3 separate regions of the Mus musculus genome follow, and all the other regions are linked to region 3. Evidence: chromatin loops called from intact Hi-C (ENCODE). Cell type or tissue: heart. All regions are shown on one strand.

Evidence for each region. Hi-C counts contacts between places; a loop is a spot of excess contacts. Peaks named below come from ENCODE experiments on the same cell type or tissue, not always from the same donor. Only the 100,000 strongest peaks of a DNase experiment are listed, where the experiment ranks them.
Region 1: a loop joins it to region 3, with 3 times the contacts of the local background. A loop is called at or near these places in 11 of 42 quality-filtered maps.
Region 2: a loop joins it to region 3, with 9 times the contacts of the local background. A loop is called at or near these places in 12 of 42 quality-filtered maps.

Annotation. Positions count from the first base shown.
Region 1 is chr6:57,604,951-57,612,950 of GRCm38, forward strand. It overlaps Herc6 (hect domain and RLD 6), which reads left to right. Exons shown (of 23, transcript NM_025992.2): 7 at 2,092-2,228; 8 at 2,684-2,757; 9 at 5,853-5,971; 10 at 6,825-6,884. Among named protein-coding and RNA genes, the nearest start is that of Herc6, 28 kb to the left of the region's middle. In heart, a CTCF peak has its summit at 4,865 (motif pointing right); no DNase peak of the experiment used is centred here.
Region 2 is chr6:57,739,892-57,747,891 of GRCm38, forward strand. No RefSeq gene overlaps it. Among named protein-coding and RNA genes, the nearest start is that of Lancl2, 41 kb to the left of the region's middle. In heart, a CTCF peak has its summit at 3,638; no DNase peak of the experiment used is centred here; H3K27ac peaks cover 2,423 bases.
Region 3 is chr6:57,854,909-57,862,908 of GRCm38, forward strand. Gm25726 (a small nucleolar RNA gene) reads right to left here and starts at 5,040; the gene lies at 4,912-5,040. In heart, a CTCF peak has its summit at 4,999 (motif pointing left); no DNase peak of the experiment used is centred here; H3K27ac peaks cover 367 bases.

The DNA.
Region 1 (8,000 bases), 250 kb before region 3:
GGAAGGCTTCCCCAAGAGACTAGTCATGTCTGCAGTCTTTGGATGTGTTCATTAATAGACATTACTTTAGTGAAGAAGGAATAAAAGCATTGGAAGAAGGTTCTTGACATGAGCTCAGGGACCCAACAAGCTCACAAATACATTTGCCCTAAGTCATGTGTATGCATACCTACATGCACAGACACCATACATGCACAGACACCACACACACACTGGGCATCATACATACACAACTCAAGTGGACTAAAACCTTAATTTGAATGTCAAAGTCCTGAAAATGCTAGAGGGAGACACGAGGAAAATCTGTCAAGATGCAGGCAGAAAGTAGTAGAACTTTCTGAAGGACTCCAGGGGAATAGGAATAGCTCTAAGAATTAACAGTTGAATTGAATGGAATTTAAAGGCTTAAACAAAGCAAGGAAACCTATTAACAGAATTAACAGACAGCCTTCAATGGGAGAAAATCCTTGCCAGCTACTTCAAACAGAAAGCTAAAACCTAGACCATGTAAAAAACACAATCTGCTAATAGCCAAGCCATTAATTGAGCAGAAGGGTCTCACAATAAGCAACACACATAACCATGAACATTTTTAGGCATGTTTACTATCCCTAGCTTTCAGGGAAATGCATATGGAAACCAATTTGAGATTCTACCTCACTCAGGCAACCCTTACCCATGTCAGACCAGCTGTCACCAGGAAAAAAAGTAAAAGGAATCTTGGTGAGGGAGAGAAAAAGTCAGTGCTGCTGGGGGTGCAAACTGGTGCAGTCACCATGGAAATCAAGAGAGAGATTCCTCAAGCTGTTAAAAGTAGAGCTACCATTTGTCTCAGCTGTACCACTCCTGGGCATGCACCCAAAGGACTCCGATATCTTACCACAGAGGCACTTGCAAACTATTCACCAAAGCCAGAAAATAGAATCAGCTTAGGTGTCTCTTGATAGATGGATAGGTCATGAATATGTGATATACATATACAGAGGAATTTTCTTCAGCTATCAAGAAAAAAAATGGGATATACAGTTTCCAGGAAAATGAATAAATCTAGAAATTACTATTTAAGAGAGATGACTCAGGCTTAGAAATACGAACGCATGTACTGTCTCATGCAGATCTTAGCTTTTACTGTTTGTCTGTGTGTATATGTGTGGGTGAGAGCGTGATAGGTCAAAAAACTATAAAGGGGACCAGAAAGGGAGAAAAGAAGTGTTAAGGAAGGCGGGCAATGGAACACGTGTGACAAGAAAGCAGAAAGAAGATGCCACAGGGGTGGAAGGATAAAGGAGCAGGGACACAGAGAGATGGCAGAAGGGACTAATAAAAACAAGTGTTTGACACAGCATCGTGATGAAGCCTGATATTTTCTATGCTGTTTTTAAAATTAAGAATAAATAAATAAAATACATGATATGTAGCACAACTGGTGGAGTGCTTGCCTACCACTCAGTGAGTCCTGGGATAGATCTCTAGAACCACATATACTGGGTGTGGTGGCAGTGGTCTCAGCTGCAATGATGGTGGTGATGGTGGTGGTGGTGGTGGTGGTGGTGGTGGTGGTGGTGTGGTGGTGATGGTGAGCTTTGCCTCTAATGCCAGCACAAAGGAGGTCAAAGGCAGAAGGATCAAAAAGTCAAGATTATCCTTGGCTACATGAAGAGATGGTGGCAAGCCTAAACATAAATTTATTTTTTTATTTTTTTTATTTTTTTGGTTTTTCGAGACAGGGTTTCTCTGTGTAGCCCTGGCTGTCCTGGAACTCACTTTGTAGACCAGGCTGGCCTCGAACTCCGAAATTCACCTGCCTCTGCCTCCCAAGTGCTGGGATTAAAGATGTGCGCCACCATGCTTCTGTCTCAACACAGAACCAAAAAAAAAAAAAAAAAAAAAAAAAAGCCACATAGTATGTTAATACCACCTCTTCAGGGATTGAAGGAGGCCTAGGCCTAGTACTCTGCAACACAAATACTATAATGAGACAGCTGGCTGTATGGTGAAGGTAAATCTGTCATTTCCATTTCTTTTTAAACTCATGGGTGTTTGGTTCTTTGGACTATCATATTGTCACTGTTATTGTATTTTATATTGTAGTTATCACACCATTGCATATGTCTACACCACTGGTCAGGTGGTATCTTTAGGCCGTGGACCAAGTCACACAAGCAACCCAACTCATCAGGAGGCCCCCGCAGAGAACTCTGATATTACCTGCCTGCTAGCTGCAGAGGGTATGAATATTTCCACTAGCTCGTGACTGATTGACTGAAAGAGACATCGCATTCAGTCTTCTTTCACAGGATCCCACTGAACTATGATTTTGGTTCTTAGTGCTTTCAATTTAAACTGCTGAATCTTTTTCCTGGAGTAATAGGTAATCATTTCTAAAGATTTAAGTGATTCAAAAGACATCAAATTAGTTAATTATATAAACAACATGGTTTGCTACATTCAAGCAAATAGTTAAGTAAGTTAACCCTGATTCGTTTTGCAAGGGCCTAGACAACTATAAATGTTTATTGAATGAATAAATAATATTTGATCTGGTCAAAATTAATTCTTATGCCATTTGTAGTCAGAATTTAGGAGAGTATACATTTCTAACAAATGAATAAATTTAACTTAATTATATATAGGTTTATTTTTCCCCAGTAAAACTTTGAACGTGGATCTCTTAATTTTATAGACCTTGTGGATATTGAAGTCAAAGACATTTTTGCTGGAGCACACGCCAACTTTGTGACAACTCGTCGGGTATCAGTATGTGTTATTCCTTTTTAGACTTATTTTTCCCTCTAGATTTCAGGAATTCTTACTTTCCTGGTGCTGGGGACTCAAACCCAGAGCCTTGTGTATGCTAGGTAAGCACTTTCTTCTGAGCTGTACCCACCATTCCCTAAATTTCAGAGTATTGTTTGAGACAGTATATTATTCATTTTCAGATCTCTTACTAATGTGTTCCTCTATTAAAATGGTAGAAATGTCAACAAGACCTTGTCTCCAAAAACGAACTGAGGGCTGGGGCTGTAGCTCAGTGCGAGAGTACTTGTCTTGAGTGCAAAATCAAGAACCCTGAATTTCATCTCGAAATGGGGATGGCAGGAGAAAGATGTGGGCAATGAGGGGCAGGCTTAAGACAAAAGAAGAGAGGGAAGATGGGGCAGGGGAGATGCCTGAGACAGAGGGGAAGAAGAGGTACAAAATCAGGCTACCGTGCACAGTTGGGAAAGCAGGGGAGGAACCAAATAAAAAGATGTGAAAGAATGGTTTCTTATTTGGGAACTTGGAGGCAGCTTTTTCCAGAGAAGCATCTCTGCAGGAAAGTCAAGACAGACAAGCACAGAGCTTAATTTTAACAGAGAGCAATAAACCCTGGTGTGGGGTCAATGCAAGAAGAGGAGAGGAAGTGGAAACAAGGATTTTGACAACAGAGACATTTTAACAAGAAAGTAAAATTAGAAGATAATGGGATGGTTTCTCATGAGTGGCAGAAGAATGTCCCAGAGCAGGAGAGAGAAAACAGAGTCCAGTGCTGTAGCAGTTCTTCTCACTGTGGCTGTAATAAAACACTGTGACCAAAAGCAAACTGGAGATGAAAGGGTTGAACTGGCTTACAGCTTACTAGTCCATCATGAAGGGAAGTCAGGGTAGGTTCTCAGGGCAGGAACCTGGAGGCAGGAACTGAAGTAGAGAGCCTGGAGGAACACTGCTTCCTGTCTTGCTGTAGGTTGTTCTGTTACTTTTCTTATATAGCTCGGGCTCATCTGCCTGGGCATGGCACCACCTACAGTCACCTAGGCCTCACCCATCAATCATTCATCAAGAAAATGCTCTATAGAAGCAAACAACGTAGGCCAGTCTGATAGAGCCAGTTCAATTGAGATTCCCTAAGCTTTATGTCAAGTTGAGAGAATGTAGTGTAGAATTGAGATGTCTCAGGAAAGAAATATGCTGTTGTGGCTGCAGATGAGGATGAGTTGGTGCATAGTACTGCTTGATGACCAAAGCTGATGTGAGAGTGAGAGAAGCAAAGGAATGTGGGGGAAGGCAAGGAGAGGAGCAATGGTTGTCTCAGAATAAGAGAAAGCAACTGTCTTTGGAAGTGCCCATTTGAAATTTGTGATCACAGATTGAATGTGGTTGGCCAGCACGATGGGCAGTTGTCTTCAGTGGTGTCAGGCATTGGGAACTGACTTTGGAGTAATCCAGACTTGAACATAATGACAAGAAGGAATTTTGCAGTCCAATAAGGGAGGCCTAAAGGAGTTGTGGGAGTGATCAGAAGAGTGAAGTTTAGGAGCTAAGCTAGTTCCAGAGTAACGAGATGGTCGAAGAGCGAGATCTGATGCATGGTTAGAGAGACTGTTCTGAATGGGTGCTTAAAAATGGAGCAATTGTTAGTGTAAAAGTCCAGTTTATGCCCTAGACATAAGTTCATGCTTTTTAAGTAAGGGTCATTTTGCATTCTAACAATCATTTGGTTCTGTCTGTAGGCATTTTAGATTGGTATGCTGACAGTGACTACTACTAGCTTCTAGTGGGTAAGGGCTAGGAACAGTGAGTACTAAATATCTTACTATGTGTAGTATCCTTCACAACAAAGAATTATCTAATCCCAGGAGTCAATCGCTTCCGTTTGGAACCCTTCTCCCTGTCAGGAGTAGCTAAAATGAGGAGAGAAAGGAGTAGAGGTGAGATTGGGAGCTGAGATGTTGAAGCAAGAGATAGACTTCTGTCATCACCTTTGAAGTTGTCAAGAATGAGGACAGGGAGCATGAGGACAGGAGCAGTGGTGAGCACAAGTGACAAGAAGCTTGTGAAGTTTTCAAGGAGAAGCTAGAGGAAAATAAATGATACATAACTGCCGGTAGGGGGCAGATGGTTGTACTGAGATGCTTAGATACAAGAGAAAATAAACCGTTGTGATTGGTAAATTTCCAAACCACTGGGATTTAAATCAAAGTGCTCAGGTAGGAGCTGGAAATGTGGCTGAGTCTGAATAAAATCCTGGCATAGAGCCCATCACCAGCACAGTGGGTAGGGACACTTGAAGCATTGTATTTGTACATATTTTTCCAGAGGATTTTATTTGATTGAAGAAAAGTAGTGTATGTGTGTGTGTTTGTGTGTGTGTGTGTGTGTGTGTATGAGTGTAGTGTCACTCTTGGCTATATAGTGAGACCCTATCTCAAATTACATATAAGATTGTGTATGTGGCATTTGAAACACATTGCCTACAATTTTCTGTGGCATTAATTGCATTCATAATGCCATTAAGTATCATCACTGTTTCTCAAACATTTTAGTCATCGCAAGCAGACACTTGATATCTATTAAATAATAATTCCTCATTCCCTGGCCTCCTCAGTCCTAGCTAATTTCTTCTTTATTTCTATAAGTTTGCCATACTTTATATATGGAATCATAAAATGTCTCCTATTTTTTAATTGATTTATTTCCACTTAGCATGGTCTAGAATACACCTACATTATATTATAGTATCACTTTCAATGCTGAGTAATATTTCACTGCATATTATATTATCACATTGAAAATGCATTCATCTGTTGATCGATAGTATGGCCGTTTGAAGGATGGTAAGATGAATATTGATTTATAAGCACCTATCTGTCTCTATTTTTAATCTTTTCTTGCATTATTACACTTTTTAAAATCCAGACCAAGCAAAATGGCACAAGTTAGGAAACAGAATGTTCACCCTGAAGCAAAAGCTCAACCCACCAAACACCTATGCAAGAGGACAGGCCTTGCCTGTGCCTGGCACTTTACTGATTGTCACTCAAAGTGTATGTGCATTCCCCTGGTCATTTTTGTCTTTATTTTCTTCCTTAAAGCATACTAGGTCTACAGGTGTTTCCATGAAAATCCTGCCAGAAATAATCCGAATCAACCAGTCTCTGGTAAAGAAATGGAGAGCAGCAAATAAAAGAAAAGATCGTGAAGGCGCCAAAAGGTGACTCAGCTTGATGACTTAGAGTCCCTTCTGTGATTCTGAAGTCCTAATCACTTTGTCCTAGCTGTGAGAGAGAGGTTTAGCTTTGTCCTAACAGAATTTACATTTTGGGTATGATTCTCTTTTATTAACTTTTGGTTGGATTTGTCATTAATGTGCATTTGTAATTAATAGTTTATTTAATATAAGAGCTACAGGGAGAATGTACATGGCATGTACCTTTCTAAGTAAGGGAGATGTATGAATGGATCTTAGCAGCAAGTTGTACTGCTTTTGGGTCTTCATAGTTGATTCACTCTCGGTCAGAATTTAGGCCTTTAGACTAACTGGTTGTATTCATTATTTAAATGCAAATGCATAGAAAAATAACTATAAAGCGTTTTGGTGATACTCATTAGTAACATCTATAAGTTATATGCTCATAATGTGGATATTAATAATGAGTCTAGAACTCTATTTTTATATAAGATAAAGGAGGCTATAGGTATTTCTATCCTGCAGCCCACAGGTTACATGAATCCTAGAATACCTGTAAGTACTGCTCAACACATTTGCATATGACAGTGGTTCTCAACCTTCCTAATACTGTGACATTTTAATACAGTCCCTCATGTGTGGTGATCTTCAACCATAAAATTATTATTTTTGGTATTTCATAATTAATTTTGCTACTATTATGAATCATAATGTAAATATTTGGTATTCCCAATGGCCTTAGTCCACCCTTATGAAATTGTCATTTGACCCCCCAAAAGAGGTTGCAGTTCACAGGTTGAGAAGCACTGGCATATGGCAATGTCACCTCACAGTGTCCAAATGTGACTTTTCCCTTGTCTTGTTATTATGTTTGCAGAGAAATCAGCTTGATATTTTCATCTTCTGCTTGTTTGACAGCGAGCTTTCTGAAGAAAAGGTAAAGCTTCAGTGGAATTTACTTTATCTAAAATACTGGGGGCCGTTTAAAAGGAAACTTATAGAACCAGATTGAGTGTGAATTTTGTCATCACATGGATTCCAACATAGAGAATTCTCTGGTTGATAAAAGATTCTTTCATGCTATAAACTAACTCCTCCATATTCCTCCCTCTGTTGTCTAATGGGAGGGAATGGCATTTTGGTCAGGCTATTCATATCTACAGATAAACAGCTGTACTTAAACATGCTTTACTATCTCAAAGCCAGGACTCTCATGTAGACCAGCTGGCCTTGACCTTCCTGTGTAGTTGAGGAGGACCCTACATATCTGACCCTCCTGTCCTCATCTCCTAGCAGCTGACATTACCTAATAGTTTAAGTAATTCTTTTAATGTTCAGTGTTTGGGCCATCTATATCTCTTAGGAATCTCTCTCTCTCTCTCTCTCTCTCTCTCTCTCTCTCTCTCTCTCTCACACACACACACACACACACACACACGATCCACATTCCCAGAAATTCCATCACGTCTTTTTTCTTTCTTTGCATGTGTCTTAATTACGGTTACTATTGCTGTAATGAAAGAATATGACCAAAAGCAATTTGGAGAGAAAAGGGTTTGTTTAGCTTATGCTTACAAATCACTGTTCATCATTGAAGGAAGTCGGGATAGGAACTCCAGCAGGGTAGGAATCCGGAGGCAGTATCTGACCCAGAGGCCATGGAGGGGTGCTCCTTAATGGCTTGATCCTCAGGACCTCCTCAGCTTAATTAATGTCTTACAGATATCAAGACCAGCAGCTCAGGGGTGGCCCAACCCAAAATGGCCTGGTCCCTCCCTCATCAGTCACTAATGAAGAAAATGTGCTATAGGCTTTCCTATAGCTTGATCTTATGGAAACATTTTGTCAGTTGAAGCTCCCTCCTATCTTATGATTCTAGTTTGTGTCAAGTTGATATAAGACTAACCATCTCAGTTTGTGTGTGTGTGTGTGTGTGTGTGTGTGTGTGTGTGTGTGTGTGTGATGCTTGTATATATAAAGGTGAAAGCCTTCAAAGGATATTGGGTATCTTTTGCTATGCAACTTGTATTTCATTTTATTTTTGTAACAAGAG
Region 2 (8,000 bases), 120 kb before region 3:
CTTAGTTACTTTTCTATTGCTGTGGCAAATCAGCCAAGGATACAAGAAAACATGAAATTTAGGACTCATGGTTCCCTGGGGTTAGAGCCCATGATTATAGTGGCAGGGACAGCAGGTAGACATGCATGGTGCCTCCTGAGCCATAGGAAGAGAGACCTAAGTGGGTATGGTATGGGCTATTGGAACATCAAAGCCTACTGCCAATGACACTCCTCCTTTAACAAGGCCACACCTCCTAATCCTCCCCAAACGATTTTACCAACTGGGTACCTAATATTCTAATATATGAGCTTATAGGGGCCATTCTTATTGAAACCACACTGAGAAAGACTTGAAGAAATACCATGAGGATTGTGTTATTGCTTGGGTCTGGGGTTGAGTCAAACACTTAAAGATCTTGTGGCATCTGCCTGTCTTCAAAAGCAAGGAGTAAGTGCTGTGGGGCCCTGGATGCTTCCACCTGAAATCAGCCAAGGATAAAAGAAAACATGAAATTTGGGATTCATGGTTCCAAGGGATCCATGACCATAGCGGCAGGGACCATGGCAGCAGGCAGGCAGGCATGGTGCTCACCTGAAATGAAGTGACAGCAATTCAAGAGGAGCATTGCCTGGAGCTATGTTTGGAAGTGGGAAATCTAGAGAACTCTTTACTCACAATGCATGTACTTAATGCTATATGTCATCCATGTATGTATTTCATATATGTTAATGCTCTATTTCATGTCCTCTAACACTTAGATGTTAGTCAGTTTCCCATCACTATGCAAAATACTCAAAAGAAACAATGTAAGAGAAAGAAAGTTTATTAACTCAGAAGTTTCAGTGTGTGCTTGAATGATTCCACCGCCTATGATGAGGTACCGCAGACCCTCTGGGTCCCTTTGTCTGCATGGAATGAGTCTCTGGGGCAGTTAGGCAAGGCGTCAGCAGGTGACAGACAGACCAACAAGCGAGATTGTGTAGAATCTGAATGTATTTTCACAAAGTGAATACCAGTCTTATATAGTACAGAAAATACAAGGGGTCTGAAGTCATAGCAGGCAAAGTACATTGAAGTTGCCTGACACAAAACAAAGGAATGACTTCAAAAGGATTTACAGGAACCAGGTAGATGTTTACAGTAAAGATAAAGCAGTCCTACCTAGGGTCAGCTTAGTGACAGGTAAGGATTTCACACTCTTTGATCCTTGTGAAGGCCAGCACCAGGGGGTTCTGCTCTTAGTAGGCCTCATGAATAATGCAACATCACAACCCCACCTCCCCAACACCCCATTTCCTAGGCCTTGCCAAACTCCTACATGAGTGTAACTTTTTTTTTTGATTTTTATTTCACTGCATTTCTTTTTTTTTTTTAATTTTTTTATTAGGTATTTTCCTCGTTTACATTTTCAATGCTATCCCAAAGGTCCCCCATATCCACCCCCCCAATCCCCTACTCACCCACTCCCCCTTTTTGGCCCTGGCATTCCCCTGTACTGGGGCATCTAAAGTTGGCAAGTCCAATGGGCCTCTCTTTGCAGTGATGGCCGACTAGGCCATCTTTTGATGCATATGCAGCTAGAGACAAGAGCTCCGGGGTACTGCTTAGTTCATATTGTTGTTCCACCTATAGGGTTGCAGTTCCCTTTAGCTCCTTGGGTAATATCTCTAGCTCCTGCATTGGGGGCCGTGTGATCCATCCAATAGCTGACTGTGATCATCCACTTCTGTGTTTGCTAGGCCCTGGCATAGTCTCACAAGAGAGAGCTATATCTGGGTCCTTTCAGCAAAATTTTGCTAGTGTGTGCAATGGTGTCAGCATTTGGAAGCTGATTATGGGATAGATCCCTGCATATGGCAATCACTAGATGGCCCATCTTTTTGTCACAGCTCCAAATTTTGTCTCTGTAACTCCTTCCATGGGTGTTTTGTTCCCATTTCTAGGAAGGGGTAAAGTGTCCACACTTTGGTCTTCCTTCTTCTTGAATTTCATGCATTTAGCAAGTTGTATCTTATATCTTGGGTATCCTAAGTTTCTGGGCTAATATCCACTTATCAGTATGAGTGTAACTTTTAAGTATCTGGAGAATCTCCACTTGTCAGGAGAATTCACCAACTTGCTTCTAATATGCAATGCAGCCTGTACTGAAGATTTCTATCTCAGTGGGATTCCCTGGCTCTTTTATGATATTCCCTTGTTTGGGTGAGATTTGCTACTGTCCTTAGTAAATATTTTGCAGACCAGCTCTGAGCTACTGGCTCCATCTTTTGTAATACTTAATTAGTTATTGAATAGGTAACGTCTTTACTGCATTCCTGCCGGATTCTAAGCTCATCGTTCCATACACCAGACTAACAGGGGATAGGGTATGAGTATGTGGGTAAATGAGAACGCCAGAGCTCCAGGAGGTGAGTTTCTGTGAAACTCTTTTCCTCATAAGTGCTTACAGACTTTTCAGCCTGTCAAGCAGACTTGACCGGAGTGTGTGGCAATGAGGAGCATCATCATGGCACCAGGAGCATGTTACAGAGCAAAGTTGGTAGCCAGTAAGTGGAGGGGGCAAAGACAAGATACTTCCTCTCACTAGATGCTACCACCTATTTTAAACCACTATCCAGTGGTCATTATTCATGAAATAATTAGGAAAAGGATTGATGAGGTTGGAGCCCCCAGGATCTAATGAGTCCCTCAAAGTCCATAACATAAGGCCTCTGGAAACCGTATTAGATTCAAAATATGACACCTCTTCTGTGACAGCTTCATCTTGCCAATCTGGGTTTGCTAAGCATTTGCAAGAAGATGGTGTCCTTAAGTATTGAGAGATCCACATAACAAAGGAACAAGAAAAAGGGGGGGGTGTAAGGGGGTTTCTTTACCTTTCTCTTTGGCAGTCATACATGGACTAAATCATTATACTGGATTATAATTATGGTGATCCTATAATTCATTCAAAATTCCTATTCCTTACAATGCTACTTTATTATGGCTACAATGGTTCCCACATGTAAGCAGGCAGAACTTAAGAGTTGCAGGAACAGGAAGCAAAAATTTCCTAGTGAGTCACTAGGTTATAGTGAGTGGTTGATTTCCTGGACCTGTAGATTGGAGAAACTGTACCACATATTGGAGGCTGATTGAAAGCATATACTGCCTTCTGAAGAATCCCGCCCCAGCCATATATGCTGCTGTCACCTAGTTGGTGCTATAACTGTGTCTTCAAAAGGCCATTCCATTTTTTTAATAGACCAGCTGCTTCAGGATGGTGGGGAACATAGCAAAACCAGTGGATGCCATGGTTGTGGGCCCACTCTCTCACTTCTCTGTCTGTGAAATAAATTCCTTGGTTTGAAGAAATACTGTGTGGAATACCATGATGGTGGTTACAGATTTGCCTTTCCTACATGTAACGCTTCTGCCAAAACCACCATATGTGTACATATGTAACCAGAGTAACTTTACACACAAAACCAGACAGTAAATTGTTGTCCTGTGTTGTGGAGATCCTTCAGCTTTGGAACAGCAGGACTGGCTCTTTTCAGAATCCCAACCATTGGCAGATGATATAGATGTTGAGGCAGGCTAATTCAGAGCCCTGAATCTGGGCTTGAGTGGTAGCTGAGCTGGTCAGCCCGTGACTCTTCCTTATCTGAACCACCAGGGTGAGCTCTCCACCATTGCTTTGGCTAGGCCACTCAAGGCTACCATTGGAAGAATCCAGTGTTTGTTTGTTTGGTTGGTTGGTTGGTTGGTTTTGTTGTTGTTGTTTGTTTGTTTTTGGTTTTTCGAGACAGGGTTTCTCTTTATAGCCCTGACTGTCCTGGAACTCACTTTGTAGACCAGGCTGGCCTTGAACTCAGAAATCTACCTGCCTCTGCCTCCTGAGTGCTGGATTAAAGGCATGAGCCACCACACCCAGCAGGAATCCAGTGTTAGCACTCCTGATCTTATGCACTTGGGGCGGCTCACTCACACCCAGCTTCCCAGAGTCAGCTTTACTATGTTGCCCAGTCAAGGTTCAGGGCCCATACTCCCAAGTACTGCAGCCTGTGAGCGGCTGGGCCAGTTTTCCTACTCTTGAACCCTCAGAGATGGCTCACCTATGCCTTCACCATCAGGGTCAGCTTCACTGTATTTCCCAGGCAAGGCAAAAGGGCCACTCTCCCAAGACCTACAGCCAGAGAGGGAGCTGGGCTAGCTCCCCAACTCTCATGACTCCAGGGGTAGCTCTTCCTACTACTAAAGGTTGTGAGTCAGGGAGGAAGAGGGCATCAGCCCTGCACTCACACCACCTCAGGCAGGTGAGTGGTGGGGCCAACTGTCCCATGCTCTTTCCTCCAGGACTGGATTAGCTATGCCCCTACAACCAAGGTCAGCTGTACTGTGCTGCCCAGGTAAGGAGCAGGGTCAGTTCACCTGACTGCTGCAGCCAGTGAAGGGCAGGATCATCTGTCTTGTTCTCATGACTCCAGGGTCAGCTCTTCCCAACTGTTGTAAGTGGTGAGGGTCAAGTGGGGGCAAGGCATCACCCCCGTACCAATACATCATGGAAGACAAGTGACAGGGCCAGCTATCCTAAGCTCTCATCCGCTACATACTCAAATATTGTGGTGGCTTCCAATGTAGGCTGGATGACATTCTCCACCCATGCTGCTTGGCATAGCAGTAAGAGGGTACCTATTGTTTGTCTGTGCCATGTGCTATGCAGCAGGCCTGTAGATTCCATAGAGGTTTGAAGGTCTCTGCCTTCCCTCTCTTACACTGTGCTTCCTGGACTTGATTTTTATGAGTCCTAGGCATAAGACAGATTTGACCATTGTAGTGGTATGAATAGGGAGCTGCATTCAAGTTCCCACAGACTTCCCCACTCCCACCTCCTCCAAATTGTGATGCTGCTGCATTCGAGCGTTTCTATGTCCATGCACCTCCCAAGTCCACTTCTTTTGGAGGATGTAGAGGTATCAGGAGGTCCAGTGTCCTAAGCCTCCCACATTACCAGATAGTCCTGATTGTTCAGTACCTCAACATCAAACAATGCTGCGGACCCCACCACCACCACCACCATACACACAAACACAGCGTGGCATTTTAGGATGGCTCTCTGGACTTTTAGACTCATACTCTAGTAGCCACCATCAGCATCTCTCATCACTAGAACTTATACTCATTTGGCTCCTCTGTCCACATGGTTGCCATTCCTTGGAGACCACTTGTATTCACAGTAACACTATAATTGTTCGCACTCTCCGGCTTCTATCACTGGCACAATGGGTTGGATCTCCACTGGCACCTTAATTTCAGCTTTTTCTTCTTTCCTGCCTTCTTTTTTTTTCTCTTTTCTTTTTTTAAGCTTCTGAAACACTGAGGGAAATTTTCTGTTGTTTATAAGCTGAATGTACTAGGAAATCAAGATAGGAGCAGTTTTGCAAAGAAATGCCTCTGCAATTAGATAGGAGGGCTGTTTAGACAGGACAACACCTTAGAGTAAAAACAAAGTGACACAGAGGGCAGAATAAAGACTCCTGCCTTACTTAGCTGGATCTCTATGAGTTCAAGACTAACCTGGTCTACAAAATTAGTTCCAGGAGAGCCAGCGCTGTTACTCAGCTAAACCCTGTCTTGAACCAAGAAAAAAGATTCAGGGCTACAGTTATGTGGACAGAGTGGAGGGAGGAGGCAGGCTACTTAGCTATATCTTTTCTGGTGCTAGGAAAAGCATCTGCACGATGGTGATAAGGAAAGAGGCATGGGCTGGAAAGATGACTCAGCTATTAAAGGCTAGGCTCACAACCAAAAATATGAGGAACTGGGGTAACTCTCTCCAGGTCCATCAGGTTCTATTTTGAACATCATCTCCCCATTCATTCAGATGGCAATTATACTAGGCAGCTTTGCATTGCTGTAACAAATAGCAAAGGAAACCAATGTTTGGCTCAGTATTCCAGGTTTCATCTCATGATGATGGGTTGATCTTATTGCTTGGGCCTGTGATGAGGAGCTAAATTATCCAAAGGTTCATAGTGGAACAGAGCTGTTCATCTCATGGCCAAGGATAAAGATAAGGTTCTTTGGGAGCTTAACGGGGAGGTTCCAATATCCACCTCAAAGATGTGCCCCGAACAGTCAGCTCTCACATTAGGTTCTCCCTCTTCAAGTTTCTACCACCCTATATTTCAAACCAGGTGTGGCCCTAGCCTTTAACACATGGGCCTTGGGGGCCATGCACATTAAATTCAAAGTATAGCAGAGAACTAGAGATTGTGGGAAAGCCATAAGAACCCTAAGCTACAAAGATGTTTAATAGAAGCATTGAGTACCTTAAAATCAGGTAACGGTTCCAGAAGCCCGCCTCCCAGAACCATGCCTTGCCACTCAGTGTGCACTTGGTCAGAAGCCAGCTTCTGGTCCACCCGTGTGCCTGGAGCATCTCCAGGTGGAGCCTGTTAATGCTCCCTCAGGTTTCTTCTTTCCTTCAGCATTCTGGCTATGCCCCCTTCCTGTCCCACCTGAGTTCTCATCAGCCTCGTTTTATTTCAGAGATTATTCCACATTTTTGTTTTTGCCATCTTTTGTTTTGACAGCTGTGATGGATATTTTGAAGCTTATTGGAATTTGGAAAGCACAGATGAAAGTGAGCATTAGATTTCCCATCTTTGATTTGGAAACAACCATTTTCCTGGTAGAAGTTGGCCAGAAGGGGTCTTTCCTGCCTAACATAGATGTAATGCAAGGCAGTGAGCCTTTTCGGTCTTGTTTCCTGTCTACCTAAAGGGATTTGAGTGATGTCAGAATTTGCCAAATGTATCCTTGTAATACCCCTAATCAAATAAAACTAGGCAGTCATCAAAACAACTTGCCTTAGTCAGTGTTCTGTTGCTGTGAAGAGACATAATGACCACAGCAACTCATAAAGAAAAATATTGTATTGATGGTTGCTTACAGTTTCAGAGGCTTAGTCCATTACTGTCATGATAGGAAACATGCTGCAGGTAGGCATGTAGACATGGTGTTGGAGAGTGAGCTGAGACTTCTACATCCAGATTATCAGGCAGCAGGAAGAGAATTGAGTCTTTAGTCCTGGCTTGAGCTTCTAAAACCATAAAGCCCACTCCCTCCCAGTGACACAGTTTCTCCAGCATAGCCATACCTCCTAATCCATATCAAGTACCACTCCCTAATGACCAGGCATTTAAATATATGAGCCTGCGGGAGGCATTCTTATACAAACCACAAATTAAGGAGCCTGCAAAATGGGTATCCAGGTAAGACATCTGCTGAAAATCTAAGTTCCTCTCCAAATTCCATGTCAAGATGGAAGGAATGAATCACAAAGTTGTCAGCTGACCTCCACATGTATGGGAGGCACACACAAACACATGCAAACAGACGCTCAAATTTGAAAATTTAATACATTAAAAACATGGCCAGTTACTCACTGCAGACTAAAAGACTTAAATAAAAAGGTCCTAAGGGCGAGTAGGATCTAGAACTCTTTTCAAGTAACTAACAGCACAGCACTAGCTATAATGTAAGGAAATAGGGCCACAAGCAGAGTGCCAAGGAATAAGTTCTTGTTAAGGATAGAGGCAGATCCTTTCCAGATGAAGTGATATATTTTAGAAATTCCATATTGAATGATAGATCTGGGTGGTACTGAAAACCTTCAAAGTACTTTTAATTACTATTATCTGTATACATGGCCAGACCTGACCTATGGGTTGAAGAATGGGCCTAGACAAACTATCTGGTATAGCACTGCTACCAGGTCTAAACAGCCATGTCCCCAGATAGGTAGGTGCCACACATGCACTGGAGCAGCTGCAAGAAAACAGCGCTGCAAGAAGATGTAGCTGCAAGATGATAGCTAATTCAAGGGCAAGGTGGTATTCTAAGGGCCAAGGCACCTGGGGGATCTCAGGCCTGAAAGGAAGTATCCAGTTTTCTTTTTATATGGGTGACTGGAAATCAGGTAGTATTATACTTAGAATTATGAATGTCTCTGTAAGACCACGTTGAGAAGC
Region 3 (8,000 bases):
TTTCAAAATAGTACTTGAAGTATTAGCCAGAGCAATTAGACAACAAAAGGAGATCAAGGGGATACAAATTGGAAAAGAGGAAATTAAAATATCCCTTTTTACAGATGATATGATAGTATATATAAGTGACCCTAAAAATTCCACCAGAGAACTCCTAAACCTGATAAACAGCTTCGGTGAAGTAGCTGGATATAAAATTAACTCAAACAAGTCAATGGCCTTTCTCTACACAAAGAATAAATGGAGTGAGAAAGAAATTAGGGAAACAACACCCTTCACAATAGTCACAAATAATATAAAATACCTTGGCGTGACTCTAACTAAGGAAGTGAAAGATCTGTATGATAAAAATTTCAAATCTCTGAAGAAAGAAATTAAAGAAGATCTCAGAAGATGGAAAGATCTCCCATGCTCATGGATTGGCAGGATCAACATTGTGAAAATGGCTATCTTGCCAAAAGCTATCTACAGATTCAATGCAATCCCCATCAAAATTCCAACTCAATTCTTCAATGAATTAGAAAGAGCAATCTGCAAATTCATCTGTAATAACAAAAAACCTAGGATAGCATAAACTCTTCTCAAGGATAAAAGAACCTCTGGTGGAATCACCATGCCTGACCTAAAGCTTTCTACAGAGCAATTGTGATAAAAACTGCATGGTTCTGGTATAATGACAGACAAGTAGACCAATGGGATAGAATTGAAGACCCAGAAATGAACCCACACACCTATTATCACTTGATCTTTGACAAGGGAGCTAAAACCATCCAGTGGAAGAAAGACAGCATTTTCAACAATTGGTGCTGGCACAACTGGTTGTTATCATGTAGAAGAATGCGAATCGATCCATACCTATCTCTTTGTACTAAGGTCAAATCTAAGTGGATCAAGGAACTTCACATAAAACCAGAGACACTGAAACTTATAGAGGAGAAAGTGGGAAAAAGCCTTGAAGATATGGGCACAGGGGGAAAATTCCTGAATAGAACAGCAATGGCTTGTGCTGTAAGATCGAGAATTGACAAATGGGACCTCATGAAACTCCAAAGCTTCTGCAAGGCAAAAGACACTGTCAATAAGACAAAAAGACCACCAACACATTGGGAAAGGATCTTTACCTATCCTAAATTAGATAGGGGACTAATATCCAACATATATAAAGAACTCAAGAAAGGGGACTTCAGAAAATCAATTAACCCCATTAAAAAAATTGGGCTCAGAACTGAACAAAGAATTCTCACCTGAGGAATACCGAATGGCAGAGAAGCACCTGAAAAAATGTTCAACATCCTTAATCATCAGGGAAATACAAATCAAAACAACCCTGAGATTCCACCTCACACCAGTCAGAATGGCTAAGATCAAAAATTCAGGTGACACAGATGCTGGCGAGGATGTGGAGAAAGAGGAACACTCCTCCATTGTTGGTGGGATTGCAGGCTTGGACAACCACTCTGGAAATCAGTCTGGTGGTTCCTCAGAAAATTGGGCATAGTACTACCGGAGGATCCAGCAATACCTCTCCTGGGCATATATCCAGAAGATGTCCCAACCGGTAAGAAGGACACATGCTCCACTATGTTCATAGCAGATTTATTTATAATAGCCAGAAGCTGGAAAGAACTCAGATGCCCCTCAACAGAGGAATGGATACAGAAAATGTGGTACATTTACACAATGGAGTTCTACTCAGCTATTAAAAAGAATGAATTTATGAAATTCCTAGCCAAATGGATGGACCTGGAGGGCATCATCCTGAGTGAGATAACACATTTACAAAGGAATTCACACAATATTTACTCACTGATAAGTGGATATTAGCCCAAAACCTAGGATACCCAAGATATAAGATACAATTTCCTAAACACATGAAACCAAGAAGAATGAAGACTGAAGTGTTGACACTAGGCCCCTCCTTAGAATTGGGAACAAAACACCCATGGAAGGAGTTACAGAGACAAAGTTTGGAGCTGAGACGAAAGGATGGACCATCTAGAGACTGCCATATCCAGGGATCCACCCCATAATCAGCTTCCAAACGTTGATACCATTGCATACACTAGCAAGATTTCATCGAAAGGACCCAGATGTAGCTGTCTCTTGTGAGACTATGCCGGGGTCTATCAAACACAGAAGTCGATGCTCACAGTCAGCTATTGGATGGATCACAGGGCTCCCAATGGAGGAGCTAGAGAAAGTACCCAAGGAGCTAAAGGGATCTGCAACCCTATAGGTGGAACAACAATATTAACTAACCAGTACCCCGGAGCTCTTGACTCTAGCTGCATATGTATCAAAAGATGGCCTAGTCTGCCATCACTGGAAAGAGAGGCCCAGTGGACATGCAAACTGTATATGCCCCAGTACAGGGGAACGCCAGGGCCAAAAAAAAAAAAAAAAAAAAAAGGGAATGAATGGGTAGGGAAGTGGGGGGAGGTTATGGGGGACTTTTGGGATAGCATTGGAAATGTAATTGAGGAAAATATGTAATAAGAAAAAGAAAAAGAAAAAAAAAGAACAGCTGATTTTTCAAGAGAAAACTTTAAAGCTAGAAGAGCCTGAAGCAATATATCCCAAGTCCTAAATAACATTCCGTCTAAAGTGATATACCCAGAAAAATGGCTGCCATGATTGAGAGAGAAAAAAAAAATTTCTACATTAAAGGTCTGAAAAAAAAATTCAACAAGCCATACTGTAGGAAAATACACGGAACATTATTTTGGCCTGAAAAGAGGAATAATGAAAGCTGAGAGACAGTGGAAAAAATATAAAACTACAATTATTAAAATAACAAGTACCATGAAGAACAACTCCAAAAATCAACATGATGATCAGAAGTAACACACAGATTTCAATAATGATGTATGAATGAATCGCCTCAGCAATCCACTCAAAAATTACTGAGTGACTGAAAGGATCAAGAAACCAAACTCTGCTTGCTGCCTACAAGAAACACATCATAGTATTAAACACTACGTCAGGGTTAAAGAATGGGCAAAAGTACTCCAATCAAATGGAATCAGAAACAAAGTAGGAGTCACTATCCAAACAACTGGCAAAATAGACTTCGCCCTAAAACTAATTAGATGAGATGAAGAGGGACACTTCATTCTAATCAAGGGAACAGTGAACCAAGAAAAAACTACTACTCTAAACATATATATGCCAAACTCAGGGATAACTAATGTCTTTTCTTTTTGTTTCTAAGGTTTTAAAATCTGTTAATTGTTTGTGAACTTCACATCAGGTACCAGAATCCCTCTCCTCTTGTACTGGCCTTCCACCCTTGCAACCTCCCTCCCAACAAATAAAAATAATCTCATCATGGAATCTGTAGTGTGTCACAGTTGTCCCACATTATTCACTTCTGTCCACACTTCTTTCTTATAAAATTTCATTGTAATGACTAACAAGTCATGGTATGAGGCCTCTGGCTTCTACTACTCTATCAATACTGGAATCTCACTGAGACTCCTCTCTGATATCCTGTTGTTGCCCTGTGTCATGGTGATCCTATAGTTTTGGCTCTGTAGAAATGGTACTTCATGCACAGTGGCAGTTCATTGATAGGGTAGATGCTGAGGCAGACCAATTCAAAGGCCTGCATCTAGGCCTGAGAGGTAGTTGACCTTGTCAGCCAGCAGACTCACACTCCCATTCCCTTGTGGCCAGACCATCTACAACCCCTGCCACCAGGGCCAGCTATATCCTGCTGTGCAGGTGAAGTACAAGACTTGCTTTCTCAAATGTTGCAGCATGTGAAGGGTAGGGATAGCTCTCCTGGTCTCATGATCCTGTCAGGGTCAACTTTTCCACCCACCTCTGGTGGTAAGGGCAAAAGAGAGAGGAGGAAATCTCTTCTTTGTGGAAGTCACTGCACAGTAGACAAGAGACAGGACCAGCTCTCCCACACTCAAGTCCTTAAGGCCAACTTTATCTTAACTCCCATATCCCAGGTTAGCTCTACTGTGCTGCACAGGTGAAGGGCGAGCCAGATTGAAGGACAAGTCCAGATCTCCTGCTTTCTTCACCCCAGGGCCAGGTCTCCAGCCTGCCATACGTGGTAAGGGGGGAAAATGCTACCAGAGGAAGATGAGTGGTAGGGTCAGCTATCCCACACCGACTCAATTGCAACTCCCAAAATGTGCAGGGAACTCTCCAGAGTACAGCTGGCTAGGGGCAAGGTAAGCTCTCTTGTTCTCATGCCTCCAGGGCCAGCTCTCCCAGGATGCCCAGGTAAAGGGTGAAGCCAGTTCTTCACAGTCCTCAGACATCAACATGTCCCTAGTAGCAGTTCAAACCAAGGATGTCCTCCTGTACTTCGGTGGTAACAGACCACTGTGCAGTGCAACAGACCCAGATACCACCCCTACCCAACACCCTCCAGTGTCAGTACAGGTCAAGACCGCATCATGGTCCCAGGTGGCGTCACTGACAACTCATATCAGGCTTTTTTTTTTTAAATTAACATTGAATTCTACCTTTCTTAGTTGTGCTTACATCCTCCTGTTTCTCTTTCTCTTCTATTTCTCTATCACTTACTTGCTCTTCTTAGTGGTGTCCAGGGTCTGAATATCTGAGTCATTTCAGGAGTGATCTTAGGAGTCTTATGCCCTGTTAGCCCTCTAACACTATGCATTATGCAGTATGGTGTGTGTGTGTGTGGTAGGGGGAGGGTCTTCTTGAGCATGGTCTCCCCTCCTCCCCCAGGTCTGGGCAGTGCCAGACTGGTGTTCATCTCAGGCTAGCTCCTTTTTTGGGGCACCATAGACCAGACTGGGTTCTTCTAGCAGGTTTCTGGCTAGCCCCAGCCCACCTTGTACCAGAGTGGTTGTTGTCTTAGGGTAGCTCCCTGTGCAGGTCCCCGGTACCAGATGGTGATAGTCTCAGGCTCGGTTTTTTTCAGCGAATGTTAGGCTACTAAGCATTCAGATGTCCATATGTGAGAACACTTAGCACAGACAAAGCATCTTGTCTGCCACCTACTGACACACATGTGACACAGCAGCCACAACTGCAATACTTCTATTGGGCAGGGGGATTGAAAGACACAGATTAACATCAATCCATTAATTATAGATGATTTTAATACCCAACATTCTCCAATAGGTAGGTTATCTGGACAAAAATAAACAGAAACATCAAATAAATAGATGACATTACTCACCAAATGTACTTAACAAACATCTACAGAATTTTCTAATCAAACATCAAAGAACACAAATTTTACTCTGCAGCAAAAACCACCTTTCTAAATTAGACCACATCCCAAAATAAAAAACAAATCACTAAAAATTAAAGTTTGAAATCTCTCATTGTATCCAATTTGTCCACACTGCAATAAAATGTAATATTTATAGCAAACAAATCTCTATTAAGTACAAACACTCTAGAGATTAAACGACATATTATAGAATGATGACAGTATCCAAAAAGAAATCAATGGAGAAATAAAAACTTCCTGTTAACTAAGTGAAAATGAAATAATAAGGTAAAACCTATGGGATACATTGAAAGCAATCCTATGAGGAAAATTTATAGCTCTAAGTTTGGACATTAAAATAGAAACAAACAGCACAAATAAATGACATGATAACACAACTCAAACTGATAAAAACCAAATACAATCAAATTGATAATAGAAAATAAATCAGAAATCAATAAAACATAAACAAAGAAAACAACACAAATAAATAGATAGATAGATAGATAGATAGAGAGATAGAGAGAGAGAGAGAGAGAATGATAGAACCGAACTTAACACAGAAGCGAATGAATAGGAAAATGTTATAAGTAACACAAAAGCAATTTAGGCTATTGTAAGAGGATATTTTAAAAACATGTACTCTATTAAACAGGAAAATCGAAAGGTCCTGTATGGACCAATTCTGTCAAATCACAAAATCAAACCAAGACATTAACAATCTAAACAGACCAATAACAAATGAGGAGACTTAAATAATAATAAAAGCCTTCCAGCCAAGGAAATTCTAGGACCAATAAATTCACAGCAGAATGTCTGCTGGACATTCAAAGAAAGTCTAGAGCCCATCCTTCTCACACATTTTTTTTTAACACAAAGAAACATAAGGAAGACTCTCAAACTACTTCTGCAAAGCCAGTGTAACTTTAATACCAAAACTAAGTAAGACCCAACAAAAAAGGAAAACTACAAGCTGATATCCCTTAGGAGAATGGACTAAATAAATAAATAAAATAGTTGCAAACAGAACACAGGCATACATAAAAAAGAAAAGAAAGGTCTACCCATGATCATTTTATCTTTCTCCATTAAAAGCAGGGATGGCTCAACACATACAACTTAATAAGTGTAGTAAACCACATAAATGGACTTAAAGACAAAAGCCACATGATCAACTCAATAAATTAAGAAAAAGCTTTTTGAAAATATAAAATGATACTGCTAGCTAGTCAGCTCCCCGGAAGACACCATATCCTGAGCCATCCCAGAAGATGCGCTGTACTCAGAGCAGTTGGTAAGAACCCTCCCAAAGTCCCATGGCTGCTGCTGGGAGCCCAGTGGACTTGGGACACATCATCCCCCAAAACACCTGCCCTCTGAATATCACTCCCCTCTGTGTTGTCCTTTCTGCTGAGACAGACTGCTCCCCTGAAGATACCATATTCTGAGCCATCTCAGGAGATTTGCTGCACTCAGGGCATCTGAGAGAGCAGCATGAGACTTCCCAGGATATCCACTGTGCGCAGGGACAACTGGCATCCCTGGAGATCTGCTACACACAGAGCAACTGATACCACAGCCTGAAGACATCCCAGGAGATCCGCTGCACAAAGAGAAACTGAGCAACTGATTACCAGCTTGTCTGCTCCCTTGAACACACCACAGCTGAAAGGCATCACAGGAGTTCCTCTGTACACAGGGACAACAGACACCACAGTCTGAAGACTTCCCGGGGAATCTGTGGCATGCAGGGCAACTGAGTCAACAGAACAAAAGCCTCCCTGGAGTTCTACTGCACACAGGGAAACAGAAACCACTGTCCAGAGGACACCTGGGGAACAGCTTCACACTGGACAACAGCTTGATTCTCTGAAGACCCAACCATCTTAAGGCCTCCCAGAAGATCTACTGCAGCCATGGCAACAGATCAGTAGCTTCTCTGCCCCTCTGAAGAGCCCCCAGTTGGAAGGTCCTACAGATGGTCTGCTACAGCCAGGGCTGCAGGCCTACCAGGAAACCTGAAGCAACCCAGGGACAAAAGAGGCAGACTTCAGACAGAAGCACCCAGACCACCAAACACCAGGGATAACCAGATGGTGAGAAGCAAGCACAATACCATAAGCAGCAGAAGCCAATACACATGGGTCTTATCGGGACCCAGCTCTTTCACCAGAGCAAGCCCTGAATACACAAACATATGTGAAAATCAGGAAGCTGACCTAAAATCCTATTTCATGAAGATAATAGTCCTTTAAGATGTATATAAATAACTCACTGAAAGAAATACAGGAATATACAGGTAAACAGGTAGAAGCCCTTAGAGAGGAAACAAATAAATCCCTTAAAGAAATACAAGAAAACACAACCAAACAGGTGAAGGAATTGAATAAAGCACTCCAAGACCTAAAAGTGGAAGTAGAAACGATAAAGAAAACAAGTGGAGGCAAACCTGGAAATGGAAAACTTAGGAAAGAGGTTATGAATTACAGATGTAAGTATCACCAACACAATACAAGAGATAGAAGAACGAATTTCAGGTGTAGAAGATATTGTATAAGAGATGGAAACAACTGGCAACGAAAATTCAAAATACAAAAATCTCCTAATCCAAAATATTCAGAGAACTCATGACATAATGAAAATTGGAATAGAGGAGAACAAAGATTCCCAGCTCAAAGGACCTGAAAATGTCTTCAACAAAATCATAGAAGAAAACTTTCCCAACCTAAAGAACGACATGGCCATAAAGGTACAAGAAACCTATAGATCACCAAATAAATGGGAGCAGAAAAGA